Regions from separate parts of the Homo sapiens genome. Here regions 1 and 2 are each linked to region 3. A link is a loop called in an ENCODE intact Hi-C map of the cell type or tissue named here. Cell type or tissue: psoas muscle. All regions are shown on one strand. Each heading gives the region's core, and the rest is flanking DNA. Links, peaks and the distances in the headings are about the cores only.

Evidence for each region. A loop is a pair of places that touch in the nucleus more often than their neighbours do. Peaks named below come from ENCODE experiments on the same cell type or tissue, not always from the same donor. Only the 100,000 strongest peaks of a DNase experiment are listed, where the experiment ranks them.
Region 1: a loop joins it to region 3, with 4 times the contacts of the local background. A loop is called at or near these places in 27 of 110 quality-filtered maps.
Region 2: it touches region 3 in a loop (3-fold over the local background); 43 of 110 quality-filtered maps call a loop at or near these places.

Annotation. Positions count from the first base shown.
Region 1 is chr9:71,279,971-71,291,156 of GRCh38, reverse strand. It overlaps LOC107987079 (a long non-coding RNA gene), which reads left to right. Exons shown (of 4, transcript XR_001746718.1): 4 at 8,134-8,716. It also overlaps a transcript of TRPM3 not described here. Among named protein-coding and RNA genes, the nearest start is that of TRPM3, 160 kb to the right of the region's middle. In psoas muscle, for the core only: a CTCF peak has its summit at 5,817 (motif pointing left); no DNase peak of the experiment used is centred there.
Region 2 is chr9:72,265,179-72,276,364 of GRCh38, reverse strand. It overlaps the pseudogene LOC100289320. Among named protein-coding and RNA genes, the nearest start is that of LINC01504, 35 kb to the left of the region's middle. In psoas muscle, for the core only: a CTCF peak has its summit at 4,279 (motif pointing right); no DNase peak of the experiment used is centred there.
Region 3 is chr9:71,800,987-71,812,172 of GRCh38, reverse strand. It overlaps the pseudogene LOC100420790. Among named protein-coding and RNA genes, the nearest start is that of CEMIP2, 38 kb to the right of the region's middle. In psoas muscle, for the core only: a CTCF peak has its summit at 5,178 (motif pointing left); a DNase peak (open chromatin) is centred at 5,132; H3K27ac peaks cover 469 bases.

The DNA of each region.
Region 1 (11,186 bases), core at 4,067-8,066, 520 kb after region 3:
CCATTTTGGTTTGGTCTGCTGAGGCCTGGTACAGGAGCTCAATTCCAAATAATGGCCTCACATAAGTTTTATTTAATAGTCTTTTCTCTTTTAAATGTTTGTGTCTTCGTTAATAGTATATATTTGGATTTTATCTTTTTGAATCAAATATCATCTGTGTTTTTAGAGTTTAGTTCATTTACATTGATTATTGCTGATATATCTGTCTTCATTTCTAATATATTGCTTGTGCTGTTTTCTTTTTTCCTTGCCTTTTTCAACTTTTTTCTCTTTCCATTCTTCTCCATTAGTTTAGATTTTATACACTTATGTCATTCTTTTAGGTCCTATACAGTTTAATAAGCATATTTAACAAAACCTAATACATTTACCTCTTGCCAAACAATATAAGGGTTTTAGGATGATTTGACGTGAATTACTTTCTTCCTGACTTGTATAATTGTCTTGGATTTTAGCAATATCTTGATTACTCTAACTCTATAAATGAGACCTGTTTTATTTTTCTATATTATTTTGAGCATGTGTCTATACATTATTCTTGTCCATCATTTCTTGAATTTTATATGTTCCTTTTGAGGTAATTTTTTTCTAACATATATCCTTTAGAAAGCTCTTTAGAGAGTCTCCTATTTCTAAACTCTGTTACTGTTGGTCTGAAAATATCTTTGTTCTACCCTCATTCTATTGGACATTCAATTATTGGAACTATTTCTTTCTCAGTATTTAAAACGTATTATTCCAAATACTGGTTTCAAGTATTGCAAACAGAAATCAATATTCAATATAATTCTTTTTCATTTGTAGGTCTCTTTTTTGCCAATTTTAATATCTTTCTTTTTTTGGTATTCTGAATTACATTACGATATATTGGTGAGTTTCTTCTTATTTATTCCTGTACTATCTTAGACTGCTTAAATATATAACCCGGTATCTTATCAGTTCTGAAAAAGAGTGCGTCACATTACCTTTTCACGTATCACCTATGCCCCATCATGTCTTCTCTTTTGTGAACTTTGAATAGATATATCTTTCATTTTCTCATTCTGTTCTCCAGCCTCTGAGCTTCTCTCCTTTTTTTGTACTTTTTAAACTGACATATCATAGTTGTACATATTTTGGGGGTACATGTGATACTTTGATACAAGAACATAATATATAATGATCAAATCAGGGTAAATGAGATACCCATCACATCAAACATTTATCTTTTCTTTGTGTTGGGAATATTTCAATTCTTATCTAGTTCTTATCTAGCTTTTTTTTTTTTTTTTTTTTTTTTTTGAGACAGAGTCTTGCTCTGTCACCCAGGCTGGAGTGCAGTTGGCACCATCTTAACTCTTAACTCACTGCAACCTCCACCTCCTGAGTTCAAGCAATTCTCTTGCCTCAGCCTCCCGAGTAGCTGGGATTACAAGCATGAGCCACCAGGCCTGGCTAATTTTTGTATTTTTAGTAGAGACGACATTTCACCATGTTGGCCAGGCTGGTCTCAAACTCCAGACCTCAAGTGATATGCCCACCTTGGCCTCCCACAATGTTGGGATTACAGGCGTGAGCCACTGTGCTTGACCCTATCTAGCTATTTTGAAACATACAATATATTATTGTTAACTATGATTTTCCTACTGTACTATTGAACACTAGAACTTGAGCTTCTGTTTTATATTTTGTATCTCCTTGCTCCTCAGTGCTACATTTGGAATAATTTCTTCAGCTGTATCTTTAAGTGCACAAACTTTTCCTCAGGTGTGCTTCATCTGTTCAATGCATTTATGGAGGTTCTGATTTCTACTATAGGCTTTATCTCTAGAAGTTTTATTGCTTTCCTTTTTAAAACGTTGAGGTCAATTTTTGATGGTTTCTTTTTCCTTTGACATACTCTCAGTATCATCTTTAATTTCTTTAAGTGCATTTATAGATACTAAATATTTGTGGGGTTTGCAAGATAAATCCTGCAGTTAGCGTTTTCTGCTGTCTCTCTCTCTCTCTCTCTCTCTCACTGTTTTGTTACATATTTTGTGATGCCTTTTTAAGTGTTAAAGTGTGTTCTTCCAGAGAGGATTTGAATTTGCTTTGTGTGTGGCATTAGAGGTGCTACACGTCCATTACATCTTTAAAATAAATGTGTATATGAGGGACTGTTGAGCCAGTTACATTGTGTAAATTGTGTTCTCCCAAAACACAACTGGACTTGCAGTTAGAAAGTCTTGGGAATTTTTTTTCCCCCCTATTTCCACCTAGAGTCAAAACCAAGGAGATATGCATGCCCCACTGTCTCTCTCTACAGGAGGTTTTATTTTTGTAGCTCAACCATTGGGAGCTTCCAGTTTCATATCTGCAGGTCTTCTGTCTGACTGCCTATCTGTTGGGCCCTCAACTTTTTTCTTTGATTTTCTTTAAAAATCTAGACTCTGAGTCAACTCAGGATTGGCTGATGTACCCAGAGTAAACACTGGCTTCAGTGCTGTGTACCTCTCTGTGTCCACCCTTTGTCATTTCTGGCCTCCAAGGAATTCTCCTCATTTCCCTAATAACTCAGCTCTGTGTGAAAATGCCTTTTAAAAAGTTCCACCATTTTTAGTTCTTCCTTGTTACTGAGTTGGTATGTGTGTTTGTGTGGTTTTTGTGTGTGCATGTGTAAAACTAGTCTGCTATGCTACTAGAAGCAAAACGTATATATTTTTCAATAGGGAACTTTCTGTCATACTCAGATGAACTTTGTCTGTTTGTCTCCCTGTATATACACATGTGCACATATGTGTATGTGTATATATACACATATGAAAAATAATGCTATGTGTAAACAGTACATTATAATTTTGTTAATAATCGAACAGTTTTAGCTCTACATCCAGAAAATAGCGTTTATCGTAGACAATATTATGAGATGCTAACATGCCTTCTCCTTCTATTCACTAAGGTATCTTTTGTTTTAATATCATAATTATGATATTAAATATTATAAGTTAAAAATATATTTAATATAAATTTAATATCGGGGTTTAGAGCAAGGAATAATGGGGAAAACCTTGACTTTAAGAAAGCAAATGTTGTAAAACTTCCATCAAGCCAACAAAAAATATTTAACATTTTAAAAATATTTAATATGTAGTATTTTCTGTGACTGAGTCCAATTCTAAATTGATAAGGGGTAGTTAACACAGATCTGCTGCCCTCTAGAAGTTTAAGTTCAGGCTCATTGGTACCTGTATTTTGTAATACCTGTAAATATCTGAGCAAACTGAGCAAGGGTTTAATAAGAATTGCTACCTCAATTTTACAGTAGCTGCTTCCAAAATCCAAATTCCAGCTGTTACTGCGTATGTGACATCGGGCGCATTGCTTAGCCTCTCTAATTACCATTTCCTCATTTATTAAATGGGTTAATGAAAATAACACATGTATAGGTCTTATGTTGCTGCTGTGAGAAACAAAATATCTTATTCAATTGATATATACAGTGCATGGCTGTATATCAATTGTATTATAGCATTAATAGTCCAGGCTTTTTTTTTTTTTCTGAGTAAATGACACATTCTGTAATTCTGGAGTTGTAGTTTTTTTGTACATTGAAGTCCAGCAGTTGAATTTTGAAGGCCTTCTTCTGTACCCTCCAAACTGAGAGCCTACGCTAGTAATATTTCCACTTTCCTGAAGTTGCTCAGCATTTATACAACATCTTATCTGTTACCATGAGTACAGATAAATTACCCCAAATAGGATGGAATTTGTGGGACAGCCTCATAGTGATTGCCAGTATAAAAATCTTATATGCAGCCATGAAAGCTCATTGGTGTATATTCTGAAATGCCTGAGACTTCAGAAGGTAAGGCAAGTCATTGCTTCTCCTGTGAACTATTCTATTTCTGCCTCTTCTTGGCATTTGTACAATACATACAGGTATTGTTTCTCTTACACAATGTATTTCTCAAATTAGATGGTAAATCTCCAGAGGATGGGCATCCCGATACTATCTTATTATGTTATTTTATATACATATATTTATTATTTATATATTTTTATTATATATTACCATATATTTTATACAATTTTATATTATATCATATAATATAATTTATATATAATATATAAATTATATAATATAGTATATAATACAATATGTTATATATTATATACTATATTATATGTTGTATATTATATAATATAATTATATAATATAATTATATTATATATAATTTATATAAAATATAAATTATATATATATAAAAGTATATCGTGGTCAAAGAATGCTTCTGTGAGAGGTGATATTTGAGGTTTGAATTAAACAATGTGAGGCATCTGAAGATGTGAGAAAACAATCCAGGCAGGCGGAAGGGGTTGGCATTTTGAAAAACAGGAAAAAGACCAGTATAGCTGAAACACAACAAACAAGGGGTAGATTGGTACAAGATTGAATCCGAGAAGCTGACAATGGCTAGGTTATTTAATACGTGATTTTTATCAGTAGTATTCCAGGTGGAATTGAATAGAATGTATTGTACTGACTTCTATTTCCTTTTGCCTGTTCTCCCTAAATATGGGTTTTCCATTGCTAACCTCCTAAGTTAAAAGTAGTAAACTTGTTATTTCCTGATTCCAGTGAATATCTCTTTTCCTGTCCCAGTCTTCCACACTCATTGTAACTCCTTTGGTCACAAATGACCAAAAAGCTAGTTTGGTTAGTGATGTATTAAAGAATTAATGTATTAATGGGCTAGATTCTCTGGGTTGAGATTTTCCCTCTCTATGGAAGATGGATTTTGCAAAATGAGCTTTGCACATGAAGGGCAAATCACAGCACGATTCTGGCTCCTTGCAACAGACAGATTGCAAATCCAAATAAATTACATGCCCTCCCCCGGTTTAGCTTAATTTGAATTACTATTGTCTAATATGAGTTTCCTGAATTGTTAATCATGATTTATCAACAAGTTGATTGGGAAACTACAAAACTACTAAACCTGGTCTGATGACACCTCACAAAATTGCGGTGATTCCCATACCTCGCTACCTTATGAAAGGAAATTCTGAAGATCTCAGAAACAATTGTCAGACTTTCTCAAACAGATGTGGAGCCCTTGATTTTATGGCTTATAGGTTTTCAGAAATGAATCACTTTTTTCTTTCCCTGAAAATCACATGGCTTTTTGCATTAAATAAAAATAGGAGAAAATGAGGATTTGAAGGAAAGTTATAGACAAATATGAATAATTTTGTGCTGTGACATTATAAGTCTTCCTGCTTATGTAAAATGGATATGCCACTGTTTGGAAATTACAGCGCATAATGGATTAATTTGCACCTGTAGAGTGATTGGTCAAGGGGAGTCTAGGTGATAGTCCTCAGTGAAGCTTGATTTTGAATTTGGTACCTACTCCAGCTGGGAAGTTAGGCTGGTGAAAACAGCAGGAACAAGCTAAATGTGTGCAGCGACTGGTGGTGGTGGTGCTTCTTCTCAGCCAAGAAAGCCTTGTATGATGTCTGAGCACTTGAGCTGGCTTGGACCAAATAGCTTAAGCATTATTTGATTTGGACTAAGTAGCCCTGAGATGAAATGGCCTTTTATTCAACTTTGTTAAACTGGGGCGTGCTGGGCCTTGTTTCTCTGGAGTTTGCCAAGTGAACGGATCGGCAGCCTCGGAAACAGAGCAAGACATTTCTGCCACATCAGTCTCTCGATGGCAACAGTTCGAGCTAATAGGCAGCTTTTCAACTCTGAGGACTATACTGTTTGCTCAGTGTTTCCTTGCTTGTTTGGGTACACAAAAAAGAATAGGAAGAAAAAGAGGCAAAGGCCATCTCTTTACATAGTGCAGCTACGACCCTCTAGTGGATGCTAGTGAGAATGCAGGTAATTTGAACAGCAATGGGAAAGATTTAATTATTTCTAACCGTCAGATAACATGGTGCACACCCAGGCAGGATTGGAGGAGTTAGGGTTCAGTGGGGCCTAAAGCTTATACAGTTTTAGACTGGATGGGCACTTTTAGAAGAAAATGTAAAATATCTTACTTAGGTAAGTGTTACAAAAACATGCAAATATGTAAACACATTACTAGAGTTCTTTCCCATCTCCCAAGTTTCATGAATTTCATGGTAAATTTGCCTCTGGATTTACCTGTTCTATGTTTGCTGATTTTAATTAAAATTGAAATTATGGAAAATGTATTTTTTAAAATGTTTGAGAATTGCAGCTTTTTAGTCTATAAAAGTTATTTTGAACAAAAAATGTAATATACTTTGTAAGTGTGATACAAAATTCAGACTTAATTCACAATTCTTTCTTAGGAATAGTTATTCTAGCTTTTATAGCATTTTGCAGAGTGAATAGCCTTTTTTATTTCCTAGCTGAGTTTTGAACTGTATAGACTAAGTAATGTAGAATACATTAGTCTTTAGCTTATAAAATCTTAATTGAGTTATGGTAAAGTGCAAAGTTAGTAAATGTTAGTGAATAACATTTCCCTCACTAACCAGAAGAAAGTATTCTAATGATCAGCATGGTCAATTCTACTAATTTATGGCTTACCTATATAAATAGGTGTGTCCCATAATTAGAAATCTTTTTTATCAGAAATGTGTGACCTCACCACTTAAAAGAATAACAAGCTAATATAACAGTACTGCGTTTATTAGGCTCAGATTCTGAGAGGCGAGCTGAGAGACAACCTGTAAGGCCATCTGATCGAGTCTCCTAGGCCATTAGACAGATCAAGTGTTGTATTCTCCACGTTTTCTTCACATATAAGGATGGCTGATTTTAAAGAAAAACTTAGATTGAGCTTCTTGATCTCTCCCAATATTGAGACAAACTACCTGAAGGATTAAAAACTCTGGATGATTATCCTGAATCACTAGATGTCTTTTAAGTTGAAATGGAAGTTAATTTTATGTTGGCAAGTATAAATTATTTTAACTTAAAATCCAGAAAAATAGTAGCTAGCTTTTAGGTTTGCTTTTATGACATTTCAGGCACTGGTCTATGTATCATGCTAGTGCATGTACTTTCCATATATTATTTCCTTTATCCTGGTAAAAAACCCATTGAAGCTGGTACTACAGGTGAGAACACTAAGGACCACAAAGGTTAAATAAGTTTCCCAGGGTCATTTAGCTAGCAAGTGGCAGAACCAGGGCTCATATCAGGCATTCTGCCTCCCTAATATATTGTCTAACTGTCAGAATTCCCTGAGGAAACCCACTGGCGGTAGGAAGTGGGACAGATTAATGCGTTTAAAAAGGAGGAACATAGACACAATTATGAAACATAACTCTCAGAAGACAGTATCTGAACTCACATAGATGTTGGTATATTAGATAGGGCACTTGACTTGTAATTTGAAACTCCTGAAGAGGGGTGGTAGTTAAAAATGTAAGAATAGAGCTGGGTATAGATCCAAAAGAATTGAAAGCAGAATCTTGAAGAAATATTTGCAAAGCCACGTTCAAAACAGCATTATTTGTGATACCCAAGTGCCCACCAACAGATGAATGGATAAACAAAACGTGGTATATAAATACAATGGGATACGATTTAGCTTTAAAAAGGAAGGAGGCCGGACATGGTGGCTCATGCCAGTAATCCCAGCACTTTGGGAGGCCAAGGCGGGGGATCACGAGGTCAGGAGATTGAGACCATCCTGGCTAACACGGTGAAACCCCATCTCTACTAAGAAAAAAAAAATGCAAAAAATCAGCCAGGCGTGGTGGTGGGTGCCTGTAGTCCCAGCTACTCGGGAGGCTGAGGCAGGAGAATGGCGTGAACCCGGGAGGCACAGCTTGCAGTGAGCCAAGATCACACCACTGCAGCCTGGGCAACAGAGCGAAACTCTGTCTCCAAAAAGAAAGAAAGAAAAAGAAAGAAAGAAATGCTGACACATGCTACAGCATGGAGGAAGTTTAAGGACATCATGCTAAGTAAAACAAGCCAATGACAAAAACACAAATACTGCATGGTTCCACTTACATGAAGTATCAGTAATAGAGTTATAGAAATGGAAAGTAAAATGATGGTTTCCAAGGACTTGGAGGAGGAGTGAATGGGGGAATCGTTTAATACAGACTAAACTGTACAATTAAATATGGTTAAGATGGTAAATTTTATGTGACGTGTATTTTACCACAATTTGATAGGAGTCCAAGAAAGGAATAAGAGTGAAGGATCACGATATGGCACCTTGGGAAGCACTAGAAAGGAGGAAAGAAGGCCTAAAAGTGAGACTGAGAAAGAATGGTCGTCCAGCGGTGCCCCGAGGGGTAGGGACAGACATTCTTACAAGTTCAAGGTAGCTGGTAAAGCTGGTAGCATACACACATACCTTAGGTCTTATTGACTTAAAGATATCTAGTCACATCAGCCACTTGTAGAGTCTGATGATATTTCAGTTAGTAAATGAGTTATTTTACATTGGGAGAGGATAGTGGGCAGGGCAGTAATATTCCTAAGTAAGAACATCTCTCCTATGGTTTAAGTTCTCATGCTGGTGAGTCTTAAACAAGAAAGAGCATGCCATTAATTTTAACTTTAAATTCCTATACAGATGGTGCTCACAGATGTTTCCAACAACAGACTTCTAAAAAAAATAACAATTTTACTTGAAGTTTAAACATAAATATGCACAGACTTTGTAGTGCTTTGGCATACCTCTTGTTTTTAAAAATAGCACTACCCTTTTACCTGCTTGGGGTGAGTGAGCCTTTGTTTAGTTACAATTTTCTCTTTCTTTTTTTCTTTCTTTTTCTTTTTCTTTCTTTTCCTTTCTTTCTTTCCTTTCTTTCTTTCTTTCATTCTTTCTTTTTCTTTCTTTCTTTTCTTTCTTTCTCTCTTTCTTTCCTTTCTTTCTTTCTTTCGTTCTTTCTTTTTCTTTCTTTCTTTTCTTTCTTTCTCTCTTTCTTTCCTTTCTTTCTTTCTTTCATTCTTTCTTTTTCTTTCTTTCTTTCCTTTCTTTCTTTCTTTCATTCTTTCTTTCCTTTCTTTCTTTCTTTCATTCTTTCTTTTCCTTTCTTTCTTTCCTTTCTTTCTTTCTTTCGTTCTTTCTTTTTCTTTCTTTCTTTTCTTTCTTTCTCTCTTTCTTTCCTTTCTTTCCTTTCTTTCTCTCTTTCTGTTTTGCCCTTGTTGCCCAGGCTGGAGAGCAATGTTGTGGTCTTGGCTTGCCACAACCTCTGCCTCCCAGGTTCAAGTGATTCTCCTGCCTCAGCCTCCCGAGTAGCCAGGATTACAGGCATGTGCCACCACGCCTGGCTAATTTTGTACTTTTAGTAGAGACGGGGTTTCTCCATGTTGGTCAGGCTGGTCTCGAACTTCCAATCTCAGGTGATCTGCCCACCTTGGCCTCCCAAAGTGCTGGGATTACAGGTGTGATCCACCGCACCTGGCCACAATTTTCATATCTACAGTACCTTACCATTGTTGAGGATGTTAATGTACACTCAAATGTGGTTTTCTCCTGTAATTTTTATGAATTTAATAAGAAATTAATATGATTGCTTAGGAATCCAGCAAATTCTAAAATAATATGAAAAGTATAACTCCTCAGTTTAGGAAGAGTGTACTTAAAATGCTGTAGACAGCAATGAAAAGGACAGAAAGACAGACGTGGCTCTAAACTCCCACCAGCAGAATTAATTCAAATATATTGAGCGGATTCCATGTACTAGATACTGTACCTGGGGAGACAGCAATGAACAAAATGCTTTCCCAAGGAGCCTTATTCCAGAAAGCAAACAAAATATGTGAATAAAATAGATGGTAGCAGTTGGGGGCAAGTGATTTGGATGTAAGGTGACTCAAGCTCTAACCTGATCCTGTAAGTGGGTCCAGGTGCTTATGAACTGTTCTTAATGGTCATTCAACTCTGTCACTGTCCCACTGCTAAAGTTTGCCTCTTCTTTATCCCGTGTGTCCTGAATTGCTGTTGTTTTCTCAGCTTCTTCCATGACACAGGCTAACCTTGAAAAACCAGGGTTGGTCCTTGTCACTTTGACACACCTCCCGACTTTGCTTTTGTGGTTCTGACTTGTCTGTGAGAGTGCCTCTTCCTCCAGGATATTCACTATCCATTTCAGCAAATATTTATTAAGAATGTCTTATATACCAGCCACTTTCCAGGTGCTGGGGACACAGTGGTGAACAAGACACATGTGGTCTTTGCCTGCACAGAGCTTACTATCAACCTAGGGAAAAACAACAAAAAACATCTGAACAGTCAAGTGAATCTGATAAATGCTATAATGGAAGCAAATAGGATGCTGAAATAGAGAATAATAGGGGAATGAATGTAGATATATTGATCAGAGAGTTCCTCCTTGAATGTGTGCCATTTGGGTTAAGATCTGGAGAAAGAAAGGAATCAGCCCTTGTATTGATGCATTTGTGTGTGTGTATGTGTTTGTGTGAGAGGAGGCCACGAGAACCCCATGTGCAAAGACCCTTAGCTAAGGGGAGCAAAACCCAGCACCTTCAAGGACCTGCACAAAGGCTTTTGTATCACTGAGTAAGTGTTGGAATACAGGGTGGTCTGAATCTGTTTCTTCAACAAAGCTAATGCTAAAATCTTATTTGACTCCATTATTTAATTTTTTTCTCCCACAAATCCTCTCTCAAAAATCCAGGGCTTTTCTTTTCTTTTCTTTTCTTTTTTTTTCTGAGATGGCCCCTTGCTGTTGTTGGCTTTTTCTGAAGGGGAAGGGTGCTGACTTAGCCAGAGACTTCTGTGATTTGTAGGCGTGCTTTACTTGTCATAGCATCACACATAACATACATATGTTCCCATTGGGAAATTTTCCATGTGGGGAATATTTTTCCACAAACATTCTGTTTAAACAAAATTTCAAAATCATAATGAGACTTCCCTAATGAAATTTGCCTACAAAAATAGGCAGTAAATTTTAGTGGTTCACGTGACTGCAGGACCCACCATATGGCATTCACGTGCCTGAGTTGCTGGTGTCCATCACTGGAGGAAACTGCTTAGTTGAAACTACCATGTTGGAAACCATGTATCAGTAGAGCATAATTGGTTTTACATTACACAATAAAAGGGGAGAACCTTATACATCCCCTTTTTTTTTTTTTTTTTGAGATGGAGTTTCACTCTCATCATCTGTGGTAGAGTGCAATGTCAAGATCTCGGCTCACTGCAACCTCTGACTCTGGGTTCCAGCAATTCTACTGGCTCAGCCTCCTG
Region 2 (11,186 bases), core at 2,734-6,733, 460 kb before region 3:
GGTGTTGGGTGCAGTTTTGTGGGGTGTGCAAAGAAGTCAGGCTCTAATGGTCTAAAAATAGGCTTATTGGGGCTATATTTAAAGTAATATGTGTAAAAATTTGAATTGGTGCTGGCAGGCTTCGAGTTCATGGTCCTAGCCTGCTGCGAAGAAGTTCAACACATGAGGACCAAGAAACAGGGCCCATCTTTGACCCATTTACATCACATATGCATTCAGATTCCTTTTTGTTTGTTTATTTGTTTGTTTCCAGTTTCCAAAGGCTTTATTGGTAAATATTCTTTAGAAAAGAATGATCAATCCTGTTGCTTCCAAGTCAATGGAATGAAGAACCATGTCCAGGGACACTCCAAGCAGTGCTGAAGAAGACCGCTGCTGTGTCCACCTCTTGTTCATAGGCCCAGTCATAAGCACAAGACTTGTAATCAACCAGCTCTTCAGGTTAAGTTTTTCCCACCCACAGACTCTGACCTTGGAAATATGTAGTGCCATCAACTGTCTTGGTTTCCCAGGGCTGAGGGTATTTGGGGACATGGAGCCATAAACCATAGGCTGATTTATTTTTCAGCACTTTTTACTGAGTCACTGCCATGAATGATGTCCCTGCCAACCTGAATGCAGAAGTCCCCGCCACTGGTGCCTGGCTTAGAATCCGTTGGATTGGTCTCCCAAGCATCACTCGGCCTGTCTCCACTACACTCAGTCCCTCCTCCATGGCCATGAGTTCATGTACTTCACCAGCCCAGGGAGGAATGGACAGTCTTTCAGGTCAGGGTAGAGCTGCTTCAGGTGTTCCTCAGAGGCCCAAAGGTGGAATCCCTTCAGCTCAAAGTGCCTCATGACATTGCCCAGCAGGCCCCACCGCACACCGTGTGGCTTCATGGAGATAAAGGTGCGCTCGAGGTTGGACATGGTCTGGGAAGCTGATGGGGCAGGCAGTGGCTGCACTGCAGGAGCTGAGAGCTGCAGTGACCTGCACCCAGATTTCCTATCATGAGCATTAGAACACATATCTCTCCTGCTTCAGCCTTGCCAGTAAGAACAAGAACTCTCCTCTGCAGATAGCCCCTGCCTCACTCCTTCCCATTCTTGTGCTTCCTTCTTCATATACCAGTGATGAATTTCCCATGACTTGGGGAGAAAAATCCAACTGGAAGTGGAAGGAGATAGTAGTGGTGGTGGTGGAGGGGGTGGTGCGGGGTAGAGGAAGAGTTAGTGATGAATCATGAATACTTAGGTAATATAATGGGACAGGCTTGGGCAGGAAGAAACACTGGGGCAGGACAGTTCATGTGAAGAAAAAAAATGTTGTTCTGGGAGATGCAGGTCAGAGCAGGGCCGTTAAGTCAAAACCACCGGCACTGTAGAGATGAATATTGTAACCAGCTTTTATTTTAATTCAGGCTGTCCCCACATCCAACCCCCCTTTTTTAATTTGCAAGAATCCTCCACCTTGTGTGGTGTCCGTGGGATGTGGTACCTCAACTCTTACCAAAGAATATCAGGATGAAGTCTTCCTCCTTCACGCCCATCATGGAGGTGGGAGCACATGACCCAAGCTGGTTAATCCAATGCCCAGGGACCAGAGTTGAAGGGCAGTTAGCATCTTTCACCGTGTACCACATGGTTATGGTACCCAGCGATAGAAGAGGCATTCAGTACTGGCACGTCCTCTGGAAGTGGAGAGCTGATTTTGGATAGCCCTGGTCAGTTGCTGTTACTTGCATCAAACAGTCCTGATTACATCATGACCTCTCTTTGATCCAGAAGCTGTAAATTTCTACATGCCTTCAGGCAAACTCAGCTCTGTCTTCAAATAAAATAGAGGCAAATCAGATAGCTTTTTTCCCCTTAAAGACAAATTCCTTCCAAGGATTATCAATATATTTATTAATCTCTTCTCTTTATGGGCAGAAAAAAAGTCCCCATGAATTTAAAATGTGAAAATATATTTATTGACTTAAAGATATAATAATTTTAGGGAAGCAAAATAGTTGTGTTCAATTATTTTCACAGCAAGATGCCTGTAAAATGTATATAATTGGATTGATTGGCACTGTTAATGACTCTTCAGATATGTACAAATCTAGTCATACGCTCTAAAATTTGCAGAGACAAATCAATTTAATATGCTTTATTCACTTTCTAAGTTTAACATTGGGATATATTGTGATTGAATAAAACATTCAGATGTGCTCTAATTTACATTTTGCCCACAAAATAATTCCCAATTCTGCTTCATTCATACCATTGTTTAGTATTGTGGTTGTGTTCATCATTTCTTAGCAAGGAGAACATAAGTTTCATCTATTACCAGCTGAATGATTTGACTCAAAAGGCAATTAAAAATCACACTCTTGGGAGGCCAAGGCAGGTAGATCATGAGGTCAGGAGATCGAGACCATCCTGGCTAACACAGTGAAACCCCATCTCTACTACTGAAACTACACACACACACACACACACACACACACACACACACACACACACACACAGAGAATTAGCCGGGCATGGTGGCATGTGCCTGTATTCCCAGCTATTCGGGAGACTGAGGCAGGAAAATTGCTTGAACCCCGGAGGCGGAGGTTGCAGCAAGCCAAGATCACGCCACTGCACTCCAGCCTGGGCGACAGAGCGAGACTCCATCTCAAAAAAAAAAAAAAAATCACATTCAACCTAGACAGTGTTACCAGTTGAGCCACAGGTCAAGCCCAGGTTTAATGTAAAAGAGGACCACACTGGGAGTAGGCATGAAAACTGAGAGTCATGGTCCATTGGACACCATCTTTGAATGACTCACTTGGCCGCCTGCTTTTTATTTTCTCTATAAAATGGATTAACTATTGCCTGACTGTCAATCACTATCACTTTCAAGATATCTTCACTTAATAACAGGTTGTTATGAGGATTAAATAAAGCTTGGGAAAATTCTAGTGACTGCTCCCTATGGATGAACAGAGATAGACTTAAACTTGAAATGATACAAATCTAGTGAGCATAGAAAAATTCTGGATCCGAAGACTTCAGTGGGTTAAAAGGATGGACTTACTTTAGGAACATGCAATTCAATAGAGGTAGAAGAAAACTCCAACAGTTGGATCTATAAATACTAATGAAAAAATTGATGAGTAGATGAATGACTTAAGAGACCAATGTGGAAAAGAATGAAAGGTTTAAGTAGATAATAAAACAGTGAGATATGAAGAACTAAAAATACTTCATCCAGATTTTTTTAAATGCTTCAGTGGGACATAGTAGTTTTCTTCAAATATGTGAAGACTTTCATAAGCAGACATGGTAGACTTGCTCTTGAAAGGCGTATCAGCGGGTTAGAGGTGAAAGTCTGCAAGAACAATTCTGGCTACTCAAGAGATTTTCCAACTTGGCAAGAATGGAAAGAACCTTGGGACATAGTCTTGAGCTGCCCATCACTCTCAGGGCTTAAACGAGATTGAATATTCATTGCTGAAAATGTCAAAAAAGGGATTCAAAGATCAGTCAGCTGGCCAAGCAAGGTGATCTTTAGAGTGCCCTTCCAAACCTGAGATTCTAGATTTCCAAGCCTTGACTCTTAACATCTGTCATGGAACCATTATAGCACCATCTGCCCAATTTCCCCGCTGATGATTTCACCTGACTATGTAATCCTGGAAGAGGGGTGATGCCCATTAACTTGTAGTTGGTTTATATAAGCTAGAGCAAGCTGTGTGGTTTGAATCATGTATGTGTCCATAGGAATCTAAAATAATTGGCCAACTGTAAGCAGTGTTGTTGAATTTCATATTTGGTGAATATGTAAAATGCTTTGAATTACATTGAAACTTCCTAAGTTAACTTTAATATGTTCATGGACATTCATTATTTTCTCGTATTTCCACAAGTTAGAGATAGCTTTCCAATGGACAAATCTTTGCCTTTTATCTTAAGGAGCTGAGGTGATTCAAGCAAGCCATTTGGAAGTTCATAATTTTGTGGTTTTTTCCTTGTAAAATTGTCTTCACGAAGGAATTAAGTAAGCAATATTTGTTTTCATTGAGAATATAATTTTATTTACAACTGATCTATTGTAGAATTTGGGTTCAACCTAGGAAATTATTTTCCTCACATAAGAAAAAATACATCCAGTTTCTTGCTAGAAAAATAATCACTACTTGTTTTGTACATTTAAAATCATGAATTTCTATTCTACTGGTTGTCAAAATAAAGTTAATTTAACTTATTTTTTCCTCTGCCCTTGGCCCTTTTGGAGGGAGACTGGTCATTCCACAGTCGTTCATTCAAGCTTTGGCCACTAGGTGGAGTACTAGTTAAACATTGGCTGGCCTGCTTGCAATCTCACCTTGCACTTGAAAAACGCCAATTTTTTAGTCTTGTTATCAAAAGACCAATTTCATTCACTTTAAAATAATTGTATTTATTCTAGCATTTGTCTCACATGGAAGCATATATATTTTTTATCTGGTAAATAATTTTTTATGTTGTCCTGTAAGAAAATAAGCCACTTAATAAAATGAGTTCCTCATCAAGGGAGCTGTGCAAGCGGAGGCCAGACAACCACTTGGCAGACAAGTTAGAAACAGAATGACGTTTTCACTGTAAATATTTTCGTGTGTAGTATTTTCTGAAAACAAGGACATTCTCTTACATAACCAGAGTGCGATGACCAATACCGTTATCTTACCCAGGGGGTAGCAAGTTTTGGCCTGAAACTCAGTCAAATCCAGCCCACCATCTATTTTTGCAGGGCGCCCTAGGTAAGAATGCTTTTAGATAGTTAAGCTCTTTCTTTCCTTCCTTCTTTCCTTTCTTTCTTTCTTTCCTTTTTTTCTTTTCTTTTTCTTTCTCTCTTTCTCTTTCTTTTCTCTCTCCTTCCTTCCTTCTTTCTTTTCTTTCTTCTTGCTCTGTTGCCCAGACTGCAGTGCAGTGGCACGATGTCGGCTCACTGCAACCTCCGCCTCCTGGGTTCAAACGATTCTCATGCCTCAGCCTCCTGAGTAGCTGAGATTACAGGCGTGTGACACCATGCCCAGCTAATTTTTGTAGAGATGGGGTTTCATCACGTTGGCCAGGCTGGTCTCGAACTCCTGACCTCAAGTGATCCAGCGGCCTCGGCCTCCCAAAGTGCTGGAATGACAGGCATGAGCCACCGCACCCAGCCAGTTAAGCACTATTTAACACATGAAAGTTATATGATATTCACGTTTCAATGTTCATACACTAGATTTATCAGAACTCAGCATGCTCATTTGTTCACACGTCTGTGCCTGCTTTTGTGCTGCACATGCAGAATTTACTGCTTGTGACAGAGACCTGCCAAGGTTCTCTCACCGTTTGGTCTACAGAGCCTAAAATAGTTACTCTCTGGCCCTTTACAAAGAAAGCTTGCAGATCCCTGATCTAATCAACAAACATTATTCAAATCTTTCCAATTGTCCCACTAATGTCCTTTATTTGGCCTGGAATCCAACCTAATTATTTAACTTCTGTGGACCTTGGTTTCTCTCTTTGTGCGATTAAAATAGTAATAGATCTTTCCCATTTAATTTTTGTGAAAATTTTATGAGTTGATCCAATAAATCTCTTGGAACAATGTTTGGCCTATAGAATAACCACCACATTAAGTGTTGGCAATTGTTACTACTTCAATCTTAGTTTTACTTTTCATTTTTAAAAATTCATATATTTGGCCAGGCGCAGTGGCTCATGCCTGTAATCCAGCACTTTCAGAGACTGAGGCAGGAGGATCACTTGAGCCCAGGAATGTGAGACCAGCCTGGGCAACATAGCAAGACCCCATTTCTACAGAAAAAGCAAAAAATAATTATCTGGGCATGGTGACACATGTCTGCAATCCCAGCTACTCAGGAGGCTGAGGTGGGAGGATCGCTTGAGCATAGGAGGTTGAGGCCGCAGTGAGCCATGATTGCACCACTGCATTCTAGCCTGGGCAACAGAGTGAGACCCTGCCTCAAAAAATAAATAAAATAATATATGTATTTTTAAAATTAAGCAATACATACATTCAGTACAAAAGTTAAATGGTACACATACAAAAGAGAATGCTGCGAAATGTAAGTTTCCCTGCTACTCTCTCCAAAGGCTACTGCTTTGGGAAATTTTAAATAACTACGTAGTACTACATGGTATTTTTAAAAAACTTTTTATTTTTTTTTGAGACGGAGTTTCACTCTTCTTGCCCAGTCTGGAGTGCAATGGCAGGATCTTAGCTCACCGCAACCTCCGCCTCCTGGGTTCAAGTGATTCTCCTGCCTCAGCCTCCTGAGTAGCTGGGATTAAAGGCATGTGCCACCACACCTGGCTAATTTTGTATTTTTAGTAGAGTTTCTCCATGTTGGTCAGGCTGGTCTAGAACTCCCGATTTCTGGTAATCTGCCCACCTCGGCCTCCCAAAGTGCTGGGATTATAGGCGTGAGCCACTGCACCCTGCCAAAAATCTTTTTAAAATTAATTATTATTATTGTTATTTTTTTTCAAGATAGAGTCTCCCTCTGTTACCCAGGCTGGAGTGCAGTGGCATGATCTTGGCTGACTGAAAACTCCACCTCCTAGGTTCAAGCGATTCTCCTACCTCAGCTTCCCAAGTAGCTGGGATTATAGGCATGTGACACCACACCCAACTAATTTTTGTGTTTTTAGTCGAGACGGGGTTTCAGCATACTGGCCAGACTGGTCTTGAACTCCTGGCCTCAAGTGATCCGCCCACCTTGGCCTCCCAAAGTGCTGGGATTACAGGCATGAGCCACTGTGCCCAGCCACTGCATGGTATTTAACCAGTGCCTTGTTGGTGTACTTTTAGGTCACTCCCAATTTTTTGCTATTATAGTTACGAAAATATTCTTGTGTTTGTGTATAGACTAAATTCCTCAGTGTGATATGGAAGTACTGGGAAGGAAAGAGCATGATGCCTTTAAATGATATGAAAGCAAGGAAAGGAAGTGCTGGGTAGAGGAGGGCATGGTCCCTGTCTAGGACTCCACCCCCACAGACCTAGATGAGGACAGGCATTTCCTGCCCAAATGTTGCATTTCCCAAGACCACCCTGGCCTGCCACACCCCCATCCTGTGTCTATAAAAACCCGAGACCCTAGCAAGACAGACATACAAGCTGCTGGATGTTGAGCACATAGATGGAGGAACGCATGGGTGGCTGGATGTCAAGAGGAATGTACCAACAGTCACCAACAGAACAATGAGGAGTTTTGCTGGGGCAGTCAGAGGAGAGCCCAGGCTGCTGAGCAGTCCGACTCCAGGGGAAAACCTTCCCACTATATCCCCTTCTGACTTCCCCCAAGTTACCTCCACTCAGTAAAACCTTGCACTCATTCTCCAAGCCCAGGTGTGATCTGATTCCTCCAGTACACCAAGGCAAGAAACCAGGATACAGAAAGCTTTCTGTGCTTGTGACAAAGTAGAGTTTAACTAAGCTGGTTAACACAAGCCACCTACAGACGGTGAAATTAAAAGAGCAAAGCTAAAAGGGCACCCTGTAACACACGCCACTGGGGCTTCTTAGGAGTCGTAAACATTCACCCCTAGACACTGCAGTGGGGTTGCAGCCCCACAGCCTGCCATTCTGTATGCTCCTCTAGAGGTTTGAGCAGCAGGGCACTGAAGAAGCAAGCCACATCCCCATAACATGCCTTACGAGGGGGACAAGGGAACTTTTCCCATTTCTACTGGGGGCTTGTGAAGGACATGAATATCTTTATTTTTGAGAGTTGTTACCAAATTTCCCGTTTCAGAGATTGTTCCAATTTACAGTCTCACTGGCAGCATATGAGGGAATATGTTTCTTCCAATTATGAGATTATCATTTTAGGAGTTTAACAAACTGATGGCTGAAAATTGGTAGTTCCCTTTTTAATTTAAAAATCTCTTATTATTAGTGGAAATGAACATCATTATCTATTAAGAATCAGTTGTATTTCCTCTTCCGTGAACACTCTATTCATATTCTTTGACCAATTTTTAAAAACATTGGACATTTTCTTATGAGTTACAGATATTAGACATTTACAAAATTACGGCTGGGTGCGGTGGCTCACGCCTGTAATCCCAGCACTTTGGGAGGCCAAGGTGGGCGGATCACGAGGTCAGGAGTTCGAGATCAGCCTGACCAACATGGTGAAATCCCGTCTCTGCTAAAAATACAAAAATTAGCCAGGCGTGGTGGTGCTCTCCTGTAATCCCAGCTACTCAGGAGGCTGAGGCAGGAGAATCGCTTGAACCTGGGAGGCAGAGGTTGCAGTGAGACAAGATCATGCCACTGCACTCCAGCGTAAGTGAGAGCGAGACTCTGTCTCAAAAAAAAAAAAGAAAAAAAATTACTCTGTGATATGAACTGTATTTTTAGCCCAAATTGTCAATTGTTTTTCAATTTTGTTTATGGTGATTTTTAAATCATTTGAACTTTACTGTAAAGATACAGAATGATAATATGATACTTTATGGAAAGTTCCAAATTAGCATAAAAATCTCAGCTGGTGAAATGTCTTGACTTACTGGGGGGCAGTGGAGTGGCATGCAAAGAACCTGGGCTTTGGGCGTGGCTAAGCTTGGGTTGAATCTTCTGCTTACTAGTGGTGTAGCCTTTCTGAACCTGTTTCCTGATCTGTGCAACAGGGAACAAAGATGGCAGAATATGCCACTCTAAAACATGTCTCTCTGGCATAGGGATTAGTTTGAGCGGAAAGCACTTGAAAAGTAGCAAATGCAAGGAGAAGCTTTCTTTGAACTCCTCTTATTTGCCTAAAGATAGAAACTCCAAAAGGAACTCAGTTGTCATCAATCCCCTCCCCAGGAGTTTGATCAACCAGGGAAGATCAACTTTGATCACAAAATAGGAGACAAGAAGTCAGCACCGCACTCAGACAAACTTTGTCATGAACTATTAATGGGGTTCTGGACACAGTACCCCAAAATATGTTACCTTGGTGATATGGTTTGGCTGTGTCCCCACCCAAATCTCAACTTGAATTGTATCTCCCAGAATTCCCACATGTTGTGGGAGGGAACATGGGGGAGGTAATTCAATCATGGGGTCCAGTCTTTCCCATGATATTCTTGTGATAGTGAATAACTCTCCTGAGATCTGATGGGTTTATCAGGGGTTTCCACTTTTGCTTCTTCCTTATTTTTCTCTTGCCACTGTCATGTAAGAAATGCCTTTTGCCTCCTGCCATGATTCTGAGGCCTCCCCAGCCATGTGGAACTGTAAGTCCAGTTAAACCTCTTTTTCTTCCCAGTCTTGGGCATGTCTATCAGCAGACTGAAAACAAACTAATACAGTGAACTGGTACCAGTAGAGTGGGGTACTACTGAAAAATACCCAAAAATGTGGAAGTGACTTTGGAACTGGGTAGCAGGCAGAGGTTGTAACGGTTTGGAGGCCCCAGAAGAAGACAGGAAAATGTGGGGAAGTTTGGAACTCTCTAGAGACTTGTTGAACGGCTTTGCCCAAAATGCTGATAGCGATATGGACAATAAAGTCCAGGCTGAGGTGGTCTCGGATGGAGATGAGGAACTTATTGGGAACTGGAACAAAGGTGACTTTTGTTATGTTTTAGCAAAGAGACTGGCAGCATTTTGCCTATGCCTAGAGATTTGTGGAACTTTGAACTTGGGAGAGATGATTTAGGGTATCTGGTGGAAGAAATTTCTAAGCATCAAAGCATTCAAGAGGTGATTTGTGTGCTGTTAAAGGCATTCAGTTTTATAAGGGAAACAGAGCATAAAAGTTCAGAAAATTTGCAGCCTGACAATGTGATAGAGAAGAAAAGCCCATTTTCTGGGGAGAAATGTAAGCTGGCTGCAGAAATTTGCATAAGTAGCAAGGAGCCTAATGTTAATACCCAAGACCATGGGGAAAATGTCTCCAGGTCATGTCAGAGACCTTCACGGCAGCGACCCCCATCACAAGCCCAGAAGCCCAGGAGGAAAAAATGGTTTCCTGGGCCAGGACCAGGGTCCCCGTGCTGTGTGCAGCCTAGGGACTTGGTGCCCTATGTCCTAGCCCCCCCAGCCATGGCTGAAAGGGGCCAACATACAGCTTGGGCTGGTGCTTCAGAGGGTGGAAGCCCCAAGCCTTGGCAGCTTCCAAGTGGTGTTGAGCCTGTGGGTGCACAGAAGTTAAGAATTGAGGTTTGGGAACCTCTGCCTAGATTTCAGAAGATGCATGGCAACGACCAGATGCCCAGGCAAAAGTTTGCTGCAGGGGCGGGACCCTCATGGAGAACCTCTGCTAGGGCAGTGTGGAAGGGAAATGTGGGGTTGGAGCCCCCACACAGAGTCCCTACTGGGGCACTGCCTAGTGGAGCTGTGAGAAGAGGGCCACCGTCCTCCAGACCCCAGAATGGTAGATCCACTGACAGCTTCCACTGTGTGCCTAGAAAAGCCACAGACACTCAACACCAGCCTGTGAAAGCAGCCAGGAGGGAGGCTGTACCCTGCAGAGCCACAGGGGCAGAGCTGCCCAAGACCATGGGAACCCACCTTGTGCATCAGTGTGACCTGGATGTGAGACCTGGAGTCAAAGGGGATAATTTTGGAACTTTAAAATTTGACTGTCCCACAGGATTTTGGACTTGCATGGGCCCTGTAACCCCTTTGTTTTGGCCAGTGTCTTGCATTTGGAATGGCTGTATTTACCCCCATTGCATCTAGGAAGTAACTAGCTTGCTTTTGATTTTATAGGCTCATAGGCAGAAGGGACTTACCATATCTCAGATGAGACGTTGGGCAGTGACTTTTGGGTTAATGCTGAAATAAGACTTTGCGGGACTGTTGGGAAGGCATAATAGGTTTCAAAATGTGAGGACATGAGATTTGGAGGGGCCAAGGGTGGAATGATATGGTTTGGCTGTGTCCCCACCCAAATCTCACCTTGAATTGAATCTCCCAGAATTCCCACATGTTGTGGGAGGGAACCTGGGGGAGGTAATTCAATCATTGAGGCTGATCTTTCCCGTGCTATTCTCATGATAGTGAATAAGTCTCATGAGATGGGTTTATCAGGGGTTTCCACTTTTGCTTTTTCCTCATTTTCTCTTGATGCCACCATGTAAGAAGTGCCTTTCACCTCTCACTATGATTCTGAGGCCTTCCCAGCTATGTGAAACTGTTAAGTCCAATTAAACCTCTTTTTCTTCCCAGTCTCAGGTATGTCT
Region 3 (11,186 bases), core at 3,196-7,195:
TCGTTGTGGCATTTTTGTTATATACTCTTTACAGCTTTAAAAATGATATTTGTGGCTGGGCACAGTGGCTCATGCCTGTAATCCCAGCAATTTGGGAGGCTGAGGCGGGTGGATCACCTGAGGTCAGGAGTTTGAGACCAGCCTGGCCGACATGGTGAAACCTTGTCTCTACTAAAAATAAAAAAAATTGGCCAGGTGTGGTGGCTCACGCCTGTAATCCCAGCACTTTGGCAGGCCAAGACGGGTGGATCACGAGGTCAGGAGATTGAGATTACCCTGGCTAACACAGTGAAACCCCGTCTCTACTAAAAATACAAAAAATTAGCCGGGCGTGTTGGCGGGCGCCTGTAGTCCCAACTAATCGGGAGGCTGAGGCAGGAGAATTGTGTGAACCCGGGAGGCAGAGGCTGGAGTGAGCCAAGATCATGCCATTGCACTCCAGCCTGGGCAAGAGAGAAACTACGTCTCAAAAAAAAAAAAAAAAAAAAAAAAAGATATTTGTATGGATCCTATGTGTTTTTTTGTGTGTGTATGTGTAGATATTCTTTTTTCTTAAAATACATAATAAACATCTTCTCATACCATTAAATCTTATTTTACAATATTTTCAGCAGCCTATACTATTCCATCCTATGCTTTTACCATAATGTAGTTAACCAGTTCCCTCTTGTTGGGTACTTAAATGTTCTTCAGGTTTTTTTGTAATTATAAATAATGCCGTGATCAAAATTCTTTTCCCTAACTCTGATTGTTTTCATAAGCAAATCCTTTTTTTTTCCCAAAGAGGGTCTTGCTATATTGCCCAGGCTGGAGTGCAGTGGCATGATCATAGCTCACTGCATCCTCGACTTCGTGGACTCAAGCAATCCTCTGCCTCAGCCTCTCAAGTAGCTGAGACTACAGGCATAAGCCACTATGCCCAGATACTTTTTTCAGTTTTTATTTTTGTAGAGACAGGATTTCAACATGTTGCTCCAGCTGGTGTCGAACTCCTGGCCCCAAGCAGTCTTCCCACCTCAGCCTCCCAAAGTACTGGGATTATGAGAATGAGCCACCGTTCCCAGCTGTATGCAAGTTCTTAAAAGCAAAATTGTTGAGTCAAAGGTCATGACTATTTTCTACTTGGTATTCACTGCCAAATTGCTTACCAGCGTTATGCCAACTTACATTCCTACCAATGGCATATTAGAGGGCAAATTTCCTAGTGTCCTCACTAATGTGGGGAGTTAGCTTTTAAAATCATTGCCAAGGAGAGAAGTGAAAAATATTAGCATTCAACCTCTACACTTAAATGTAGGTGATTTACCACAAATGTTCTTAATTTATTTTATTTTATTTTGTTTTATTTTATTTTGAGACGGAGTCTCATTCTGTTGCCCTGGCTGGAGTGCAGTGCTATGATCTTGGCTCACTGCAACCTCCGCCTCCTGGGTTCAAGCAATTCTCCTGCATCGGCCCCTGCTAGTAGCTGGGATTACAGGCACCTGCCACCATACCCAGGTAATTTTTGTATTTTTAGTAGAGATGGGGTTTCACCATGTTGGCCAGGCTGGTCTCGAACTCCTGATCTCAGGTGATCTACCAGCCTTGGCCTCCCAAAGTGCTGGGATTACAGGTGTGAGCCACTGCGCCTGGCCAAATGTTCTTAATTTAAACCAAAGTAGGTTGCAAAGAATCACAGACAGTCTCTTTTGTTCCCAGATAAAGACAATCACACTTGAGCTAGTTTTGCACATTTTATTTTTTTTTCCTGTTAATTATACCAAAAACCATGACACCATCCTGCACTCAGTTTGCAGATGAAAATATTGTAGAGCAGATAACCATATATGTATGGGATTAGTTTTATTGGCAACAGATTCATAAATAATCATCCCTTGATATCTGCAGGGGATTGGTTCCAGGACTCCCCACGGATAACAAAATTCAAGGATGCTCAAGTCCCTAATATAAAGTAGAGTAGTACTTTCATATCACCTATATATATCCTCCTTTATACTTTATTTTTTCCCTTCTTTCTTTTTTTCTTTTTAAATAGATGTGGGGTCTCCCCGTGTTGTCCAGGCTGGTCTCCAACTCCTGGGCTCAAGTGATCCTCCCACTTTGGCCTCACAGGCACGCACCACCATGCCCTGCTAATTTTTGTATTTTTAGTAGAGATGGGGTTTCACCATGTTAGCCAGGCTGGTCTCGAAATCCTGACCTCAAGTGATCCGCCTGCCTTGGCTTCCCAAAGTGCTTGGATTACAGGCGTAAGCCACTGCACCCGGCCTATATATATATTTTTTGTTTGTTTGTTTTGGAGAGAAGGAAAGTGGTTATTCTGCCTTTTGCAGTGATGATAAAGAATATTTCTGCTGGACGTGGTGTCTCACACCTGTAATCCCAGCACTTTGGGAAGCCAAGGTGGGAGAATCACTTGAGCCTAGGATTTAGAGACCAGCCTGGCCAATATAGGGAGACCTTGTCTCTACGAAAAATTTAAAAACTAGTCAGGCACGTTGGCATGCATCTGTGGTCCCAGCTACTCAGGAGGCTGAGGTGGGAGGATCACGTGAGCCTTGGAGGGTGAGGCTGCAATGCACTGTGATCATGCCACTGCACTCCAGCCTGGGCAACAGAGCAAGACCCTGTCTCAAAAATAAAAACAAAAAACCAAAACAAAACAAAAAGACAAATAAAAAACAAAAGGAGTGAGTACAGCTAGGTCGTTCTACTAGACTGAGGTGCTCAAGAGAATGACTTACCCATCTTTGTATTGCTAGTTCTTATGACAATGCCATTTACAATATGTTCTACTCAGAATTTAGTATTTCTCCCAAAGATTTGTACTTGATCTTAGCACAAAACCAGAGGTGATAAAGGAGAAAAAAAAGTTCATTTTGTTTCTTATCAAATAAATGGAGTGGATGAGATAAATTTCCAATTTTAAGAAAGATTTGTAGTTGTTTTATTTTAAGTAAACTAGTGTAATGTTACCTACATATGATTTTCTCAACATATTTGCAAAATCACCCTTTATAAAAATACATACACTGTATTTCTGAATTATTTATAGTGTATCATTTAGATGAAATAGGCAGAAAAGTTGTTCCAAAATAGCAATGGGAAAAGAAAACCCTATGAAAGATGATTTTATTTCTATTTTAAGATTTCTTATAGTAAGAAACACCTCATTATAATGAAAATGTAGCTTAAAACTTAGCTCAAGGCAGTGTGCTATAATGGACAAAGCAGGTCAGGGTCAATGAATCTGCATTCTGATCCCAGCTTTGTAATTAATCAGGGAAACTTGGACAATCCAATTACCCTCTCTGGGTCTCAGCCTTCTAATCTGTAAAATATGAGATTTGGACTTGTTGATCCTTTCCAGGTCAAAGGGTTTCTGATTCCTTTAAAAAATATATATGCATATATATTTTTTTACAGAGACGGGGTCTCACTCTGTTGCCCAGGCTGGAGTTGAGTGGTGTGATCATTGCTCACTGCACCCTCTAACTCCTGGGCTCGAGGATTCCTCCCACCTTAGCCTCTGGAGTAGCTGGGATTACAGGGGCAAACCACCGCAACCAGGTACAGAGTTTCTGATGCTATTTGTGATTTTAATAATGCAGTTTAGCCAGATAATGTCAAATTCTGTTAGTAATTTGGCTGATGTCTTATTTAACAAAAGAAAACATCATTTTGAAAAATATCTCTTTGTAGAAAGCTGAATTACTGTTCTCTAGAAGCAAGGGCAAGGAGTTACACAATGAAAGAAAAGAGTGAGGGGCAAGAGAATTGAGAAGAAGACTGGAATGGTGAGTGTTTTAAGGTGAATGAAGGAGTGAGTAGCTGACATGGAGAAAAGGACAGGTGGGTGTTCTCTAAGGAGGATGTTTATGAAGATTTGCTCTGTGTTGTGCAATGAAATTCCTTTTGTTGTTGTTGTTTTTTAAAGAGACGGGGTCTCACTATATTGCCCACACTGGTCTCAAACTCCTGGGCTCAAGCAATCCTCCCACCTCGGCTTCCCAAAGTGGAAATTCCTTTTTTGTTGCCTCATCAAGAGACCCAGAGTTAAGACCTAAATAATCTATATAACCCCTTCATTGTTCTTTGTGGCAAGATGTGGTTCTTTATAGTTATGACAATGTGATTAACCTGAACATGAGATGTCCATGTTATTTTCAGGTTAGATTTATGACCTAGAGAGATCTACTTTAATGCAGCCTCACTCCTAAAATAATGCTATTAAAAAGCAGACAAGGAGATCATTTATTGAGCATGCAACAGCCACTTTACATATATTGTCTCTAACATTTTGAACAATTCTACATTGTATATCTTTTCTTTTCCATATAAAATCTGCCTCTGGGAAGTTAGGCACTTTATTTGCTCTTAGGAGAGTCTCAAAGAAATCTTTAATGAGATAAGCACAATTTTGCACATTTCTGCAATAATCTCAGCCATTGCTAGCTGTTCTTTGCTATATTAAAAATTAGTTAGATTGCTCTAAATTACATAAACATTACAGAGTTAAAATAAATATTAGCCAAAGTTGAATCTTTAAACATACCATGCATAAAAAATATGGTTGTATTCTTCCAAACCAAATATTTTATAAATATTTAAATGAGTGGACATATTAATTTCCATAATTATAACAGCAAAGTAAAAAAAAAGTAATTATCATGTTGAGCATGTGTAGTAAAAGCAAAAGCAAAGCTTGTAAATGTATTTGGAACTTCGGTTCCTCCTCTTAGTTTGTACAGAGTGACCCCCAAATTGATATAACCAGGTCTCCTGACCCCCCAGCTTGGTCTGATTTTTGCTACATGGACTACCTCAAACACAAAAGACCTCAACCTCCACTTCCTCCTGTTTGTCCATTTTGCCAGCAATCAACCTCTACCAACAGCCATTTGATTATAATTACACCTTGTTTTCCCATTTGGGTCAAGGCTGAACTCAGGCTCTTCTGGATGGTGAACTGCTGAGGGACATCATAAGAAAGTTTGAAGTTCTGCATAATTGCTGTAACAACCTGCCCTTCAGCTCTGATCTCCAACCACACTCACACTGGCTGGGCCACTCCTTTGAAGACAAAGAAAACAGTGCCAGAGGCTGTCCTACTTAATAATAAGCCTTTGGCTCTCTCTGCCCTGTATGCACATGGTGCCCTCTACTGGCAAAGTGGAGCCACATCCAGGAAGGGGATGGAGAATTGGATTATTAATGGCTTTGGGCATTCAGCGAAATCAGACCACAGTACCTGCTAAGGCCTTCCTGATAGCTTTTTGTTTGCTGATTATAAGCATTATTTGAGCTAAAAGTAGAAAGCAGTATGCTTTTATTTGCAATTTAATCATGCACGTTGCTATGGTAATGTAAAATACTTTACAGTAATTTGCATGCACTTTATCGCATTATCGTTTTAGACATTTTTTTATATGTAAACAATAAGTTTAATTATTTATTAAGTTTAACAGTAATCAGGCTGGTAGCTCACTCCTGTCATCGCGGCACTTTGGGAGGCTGAGGAGAGAGGATCATTTGAGATCAGGAGTTCGAGACCAGCCTGGGCAACATAGGGAGAATCCCCACTTCTTCTCTACAAAAAATAAAAGAAAATTAGTTGTGCATGGTGGTGCACAGCGGTAGTCCCAGCTACTCAGCAGGCTGAGGTGGGAGGATTGCTTCAGCCCAGAAGGTTGAGGCTGCAATGAGCCATTAACGTGCCACTGCACTCCAGCCTGGGAGACAGAACAAGAGACATTGTCTAAAAAAAAAAAAAAAAAAAAGAAAGAAAGAAAGAAAAAAAGAGAAACAAAAAACAAACAACAATCAGAAAATTTTCTTCAAAATAATTTTCTTAGTATGATTGCCAACAACCTTATATTAAGGGGATGAACCCAAATTATTAAATAAAATAAAAACACATCTGAAAAAAAAGGCTATAGAAGAAAGTGCACAAGAACAGGCACTTATACATACTTTTCAAAAGGACATAAACTGCACTTTTCTTGGGTGGAGGGGCGGGGACACAGTCTCTCTCTGTTGCCCAGGCCAGGCTGGAGTGCAGTGGCACGATCTTGGCTCACTGCAACCTCTGCCTCCTGGGTTCAAGGGATTCTCCTGCCTCAGCTTCCCGAGTAGCTGGGATTACAGGCATGGGCCACCACGCCCCACTAATTTTTGTATTTTTAATAGAGATGGGGGTCTCACCATGTTGGCCAGGCTGGTCTCAAACATCCTACCTCAGGTGATCCTCCTGCCTCGGCCTCCCAAAGTGCTGGGATTACAGGTGTGAGCCGCTGCACCCGGCCAAACTGCACTTTTAGGCACTGTTTCTCTTCAGATTTCCTTTGTCAACAATATATGGCAGGACTTTTGATGCCCAGATGCTAACACAGAAAGATGATTAAGTCACCTTTATGCAAAAAAGCTTGTGTCTAATGCGCAGAAAATAAGTAGATAGCATGTTATAAATAAAGGTTTGCAAAGATAAGTTGTTTGATACTGAAAAGGTTTGCTGTCTCTTCATGTAATTAAACAATACAAATCTATGTATATTATGCCACTGGAGTCAAACTCTTAAATGGTACTTGATGTGCAAAATCTTCACCTTTAAAATAATTTTTGAATTTTTTTTAAAGAGAGTCTTGCTATGTTGCCCAGTCTGGACTCAAAACCCTGGGTTCAAGGGAATCCTCTCACTTCAGTCTCCTGAGTAGCTGGGACTATAGGCACACACCACTGCACCTGGCTAACTTTTACAACTTTAAAACAGGCAGATATTTCATTTCTGTGCTGTTTTATAGGCTGGCTATGTGTAACAAAGTTTATTTTAAAATATTTATTTATAATAAACAGCTGGTCAGTTGTGAGAGCCAACTATGTCTCCTAAGCCCTTGTATTAAATAGACACACTCTAAATATAAAATGTTTGGCATATAGTCATTGGATTTTTTTTTTTTTTAGATGGAGTTTTGTTCTTGTTGCCCAGGCTGGAGTGCAACGGCACAATCTCAGCTCACCACAACCTCCACCTCCCAGGTTCAAGTGATTCTCCTGTTTCAGCCTCCTGAGTAGCTGGGATTACAGGCATGTGCCACCACGCCCGGCTAATTTTTGTATTTTTAGTAGAGACGGTGTTTCTTCATGTTGGTCAGGCTGGTCTCAAACTCCCGACCTCAGGTGATCTGCCTGCCTCAGCCTCCCAAGGTGCTGGGATTACAGGCGTGAGCCACCGCGCCCAGCTAGTCATTGGATTTTTAAAACAATTACAACCTCCAGAATTCCCCATGTTGTATCATATTGAGTAGTTAAAAAATTATTTAAGTATTTTATTCTTTCAAAGAGAATTTTACTCCAATCGCCTTCAATTTCGTTCTATCATACTCTGGAGTGGACCCACAAGTTTACTGTGCATGTTCATTAAACCGTAAAGTGTTTCACAATTTTCACTGTTAGTTCTAAAGTAGCATCTTCAGCATATAAACAAATAGTTTGGGGATGCTGCTGGAAAGCTAAAATAATCTTTTCCACTTTTGCTTTGTACAGGGAAAATGCCTTGTGTCTGTCTCTTATGAGGATCATTCCTAGCAACAGAAATATTTATTCCTCCAGCTTTTAGAAATTTATTTTCAAATCCATCACATTCTGCTTGTAAACTTGCAGCACCCTCATCAAGATTATGAGCATGATTAGGATCTATAACAATATACTTTAAAAGGTTATGAGCATGATTAGAATCTATAACAATATACTTTAAAAAGTTACTCATACAGTAATGGTAGCTTTCAGGATGATTTCTGGGCAGTACTCTACATGCTCATCCATGTTAAATGTCTTCACATATTTAAAAGAAAGGCTTCCATTCTTGCAATAGCCTTTTAGTTTTTTGTGGGTTTTTTTGTTTGTTTGTTTGTTTGTTTTGTTTTGTTTTGTTTTTAGACAGGATCTTGCTCTGTTGCCCAGGCTGGAGTGCAGTGGAGCGATCTTGGCTCACTGCAACCTCCACCTCCCGGGTTCAAGCAATTCTCATGTCTCAACCTCCCAAGTAGCTAGTACTACAGGCGTGCGCCACCATGCCCAGCTAATGTTTGTATTTTTAGTAGAGACAGGGTTTCACCTTATTGGCCAGGCAGCTCTCGAATTCCTGGCCTCAGCCTCCCAAAGTGCTGGGATTATAGGCATAAGCCACTGCGCCCAGCATCTTTTAGTTTTTAGTAGCATCCTCAAGTCATACTCCCGGTTGACTGACCAACTCTTCTGATGCTAAAGCAGTGGGAGCCCCTGATAGCTTTTTCCGAGAGAAAAGTCACTGATTTATGCTGTGGTATTAAGTACTTAACTTTCATGTTTCCATTCTTTTCCCTTGAAAAGAGAGCTGTGACCACTTACACAACATTAGCTTCTGAACATGCAGCTATTTACACAGTAACTTGGGTGACACTACAATTTTAGATGCAATGACCCAAACTTCATTTTATATAAAGATACAGATGTCACTTTTTATTTTCAAAAGTTAAACTATTCTGTTCTTCTTGATCATTATGATTTCCTAGCTCTTTTGTGCTGGCGTAGACATATAGTAGCATAACAGCCAAAGCTGATGAGCCATTTGACAATGAACCAGTTTTGGAGAGGCAATCTGAACCAGACTATCATAATGATAGAGAATGTTGCACGACATCGGTCTTCGCTTTATATTCTTCTTTTGTGGTGTCATTGCCAATAAAGGCTTGAAATTATCCCACAGTCAACTGTTGAGGACTATCGTGTTTGGAAACATGAAGAGTTTGACACAAGCAGTTTCATGTCATGGGGTAGGATAAACTGCTTATCCTCTTTGGGGTGTCCATCTTACTATTTTTATTACCAATACATATTATGAAACATTTCTTTTTTTTTTTTTTTTGAGACAGAGTTTTGCTCTTGTTGCTCAGGATGTAGTGCAATGGCACGATCTTTGTTGACCACAACCTCCGCCTCCCAGGTGCAAGCGATTCTTCTGCCTCAGCCTCCCGAATAGCTGGTATTACAGGCAAGCGCCACCACGCCCAGCTGATTTTGTATTTTTAGTAGAGACAGGGTTTCTCCATGTTGGTCAGGCTCATCTCAAACTCCTGACCTCAGGTGATCCGCCCGCCTCAGCCTCCCAAAGTGCTGGGATTACAGGCATGACCCACTGCACCTGGCGAAACATTTCTTTTAAAAAAAAGTTTCTTTTTAAAAAGAAAAATTATTTTAGGTTCAGGGGTACATGTGAGGGTTTGTTATGCAGATCGTTTTTTGTACATATTATTTCATCACCCAGGTATTATCCCCACTATCCAATAGTTATCTTTTCTGCTCCTCTCCTTCCCCCTACCCTCCCCCATCAAGTAGAACCTAGTGTCTTTTGTTTCCTTCTTTGTGTTCATAAGTTCTTATCATTTAACTCCTACTTGTAAGTGAGAATGTGCAGTATTTGGTTTTCTGTTCCTGTGTTAGGTTGCTAAGGATGATAGCCTCCAGCTCCATCCATGTTCCTGCAAAAGACATGATCTTGCTCTTTTTATGGCTGCATAATATTCTATGGTGTATATGAACCATGGACATATACTTTGGTACGCATACGTGGTACATATACGGGGCATATATGTACCATGGACATTTTCTTTACCCAGTCTGTCATTGATGGGCATTTAGGTTGATTCCAGGTCTTTGCTATTTTGAATAGTGCTGCAGTGAACATTTGCATGCTTGTGTCTTTATGGTAGAATGATTTATATTCCTTAGGTATATACCCAGTAATGGGATTGCTGGGTCAAGTGGTAGTTCTGCTTTTAACTCACTGAGGAATCACCATACTGCTTTCCACAATGGTTGAACTAATTTACACTCCCACCAACAGTGTATAAGTGTTCCCTTTTCCCCACAACCACAACCTCACCAGCATCTGTTATTTTTTGACTCTTTAATAATAGCCATTCTGACTGGTAGGAAATGGTACCTCATTGTGGATTTGATTTGCATTTCTCTAGTGATCAGTGATATTGAGCTTTTTTTCATATGAAAAAAGCCTCTCTTTATCTATGTAAAATATTCTAAACTAGGAGCCTAACCACCACACATAGTGGATGACCTAGAATGCAAGTTCGGTTTAAAAGGCTTGAAACTGGGGCAAGGGGGCCTCCTTTTCTCCCCGTCAGCACCTCTGCCAACCTTTCTAAAACACTATATTGAGTTTCCTCAAAGCAGGCGAAAACAAAAGCCTTTTCTATTGCCATGTAGTTTTAAACCAATGGCTTCTTTTGCATACTTCTATTTATTGCTTAATTAGGAGAAAAAAATTATTCTTGTTGAGAGGAAAATTCTTTTAAAAATGTTGCAAACTTTGTAAAATACGGCACATTGTGAAAAAAATTTAGGTTTCTTTTCCACGAAGACGACAATTAAAAAATGATTAAAGCTTAATACAGATACTCAAATAATTTTAGAACTAATAGTCTATGTTGAATCTATGTATCAAGTTTCAATGAAGTGAAAAATATTCTGCAGAGATGGAAATATATCACATTTTATATTTTATTCATTTTCTTTGCAAAGGATATGACATCTTGGAAGACAGAACAGATAGAAAATGGAAACATGTTAAAAAATGATCTTACATAATTATGACTATCACATATGCTGAAATTTGGCTTGCTCTGCTATTGCTAAAGGGCTTAGGCAAATTATGTACCCCACATTTTAGAATAAATATTCAAAGATAAAAAATTAATCTTAATAGAAATAAGAGGCTCTTTGGCTTTAATTTCCTTATTTTTTAAAAAAAAAACCTCATCAAAGCTAGAAGATGGGGAAATAGTTCATTTATGAAATTGACAGCCACACTGTAAGAGATACATATAAAGATAAAAATCATAATCCTAAGTACAGAAATCTCAACCTTTGGCTAGAAATAACCCAGAATACTAACTGCAAGGAAATGGAGGTATAACCTGTCAAACGTTTTAATAGGTTAAAAAATCAGCTTCCTCCCAGCACTTCGGGAGGCCGAGACGGGCAGATAACGAGGTCAGGAGATCGAGACCATCCTGGCTAACACGGTGAAACCCCATCTCTACTAAAAATACAAAAAAATTAGCCGGGCGTGGTGGCGGGCGCCTGTAGTTCCAGCTACTTGGGAGGCTGAGGCAGGAGAATGGCGTGAA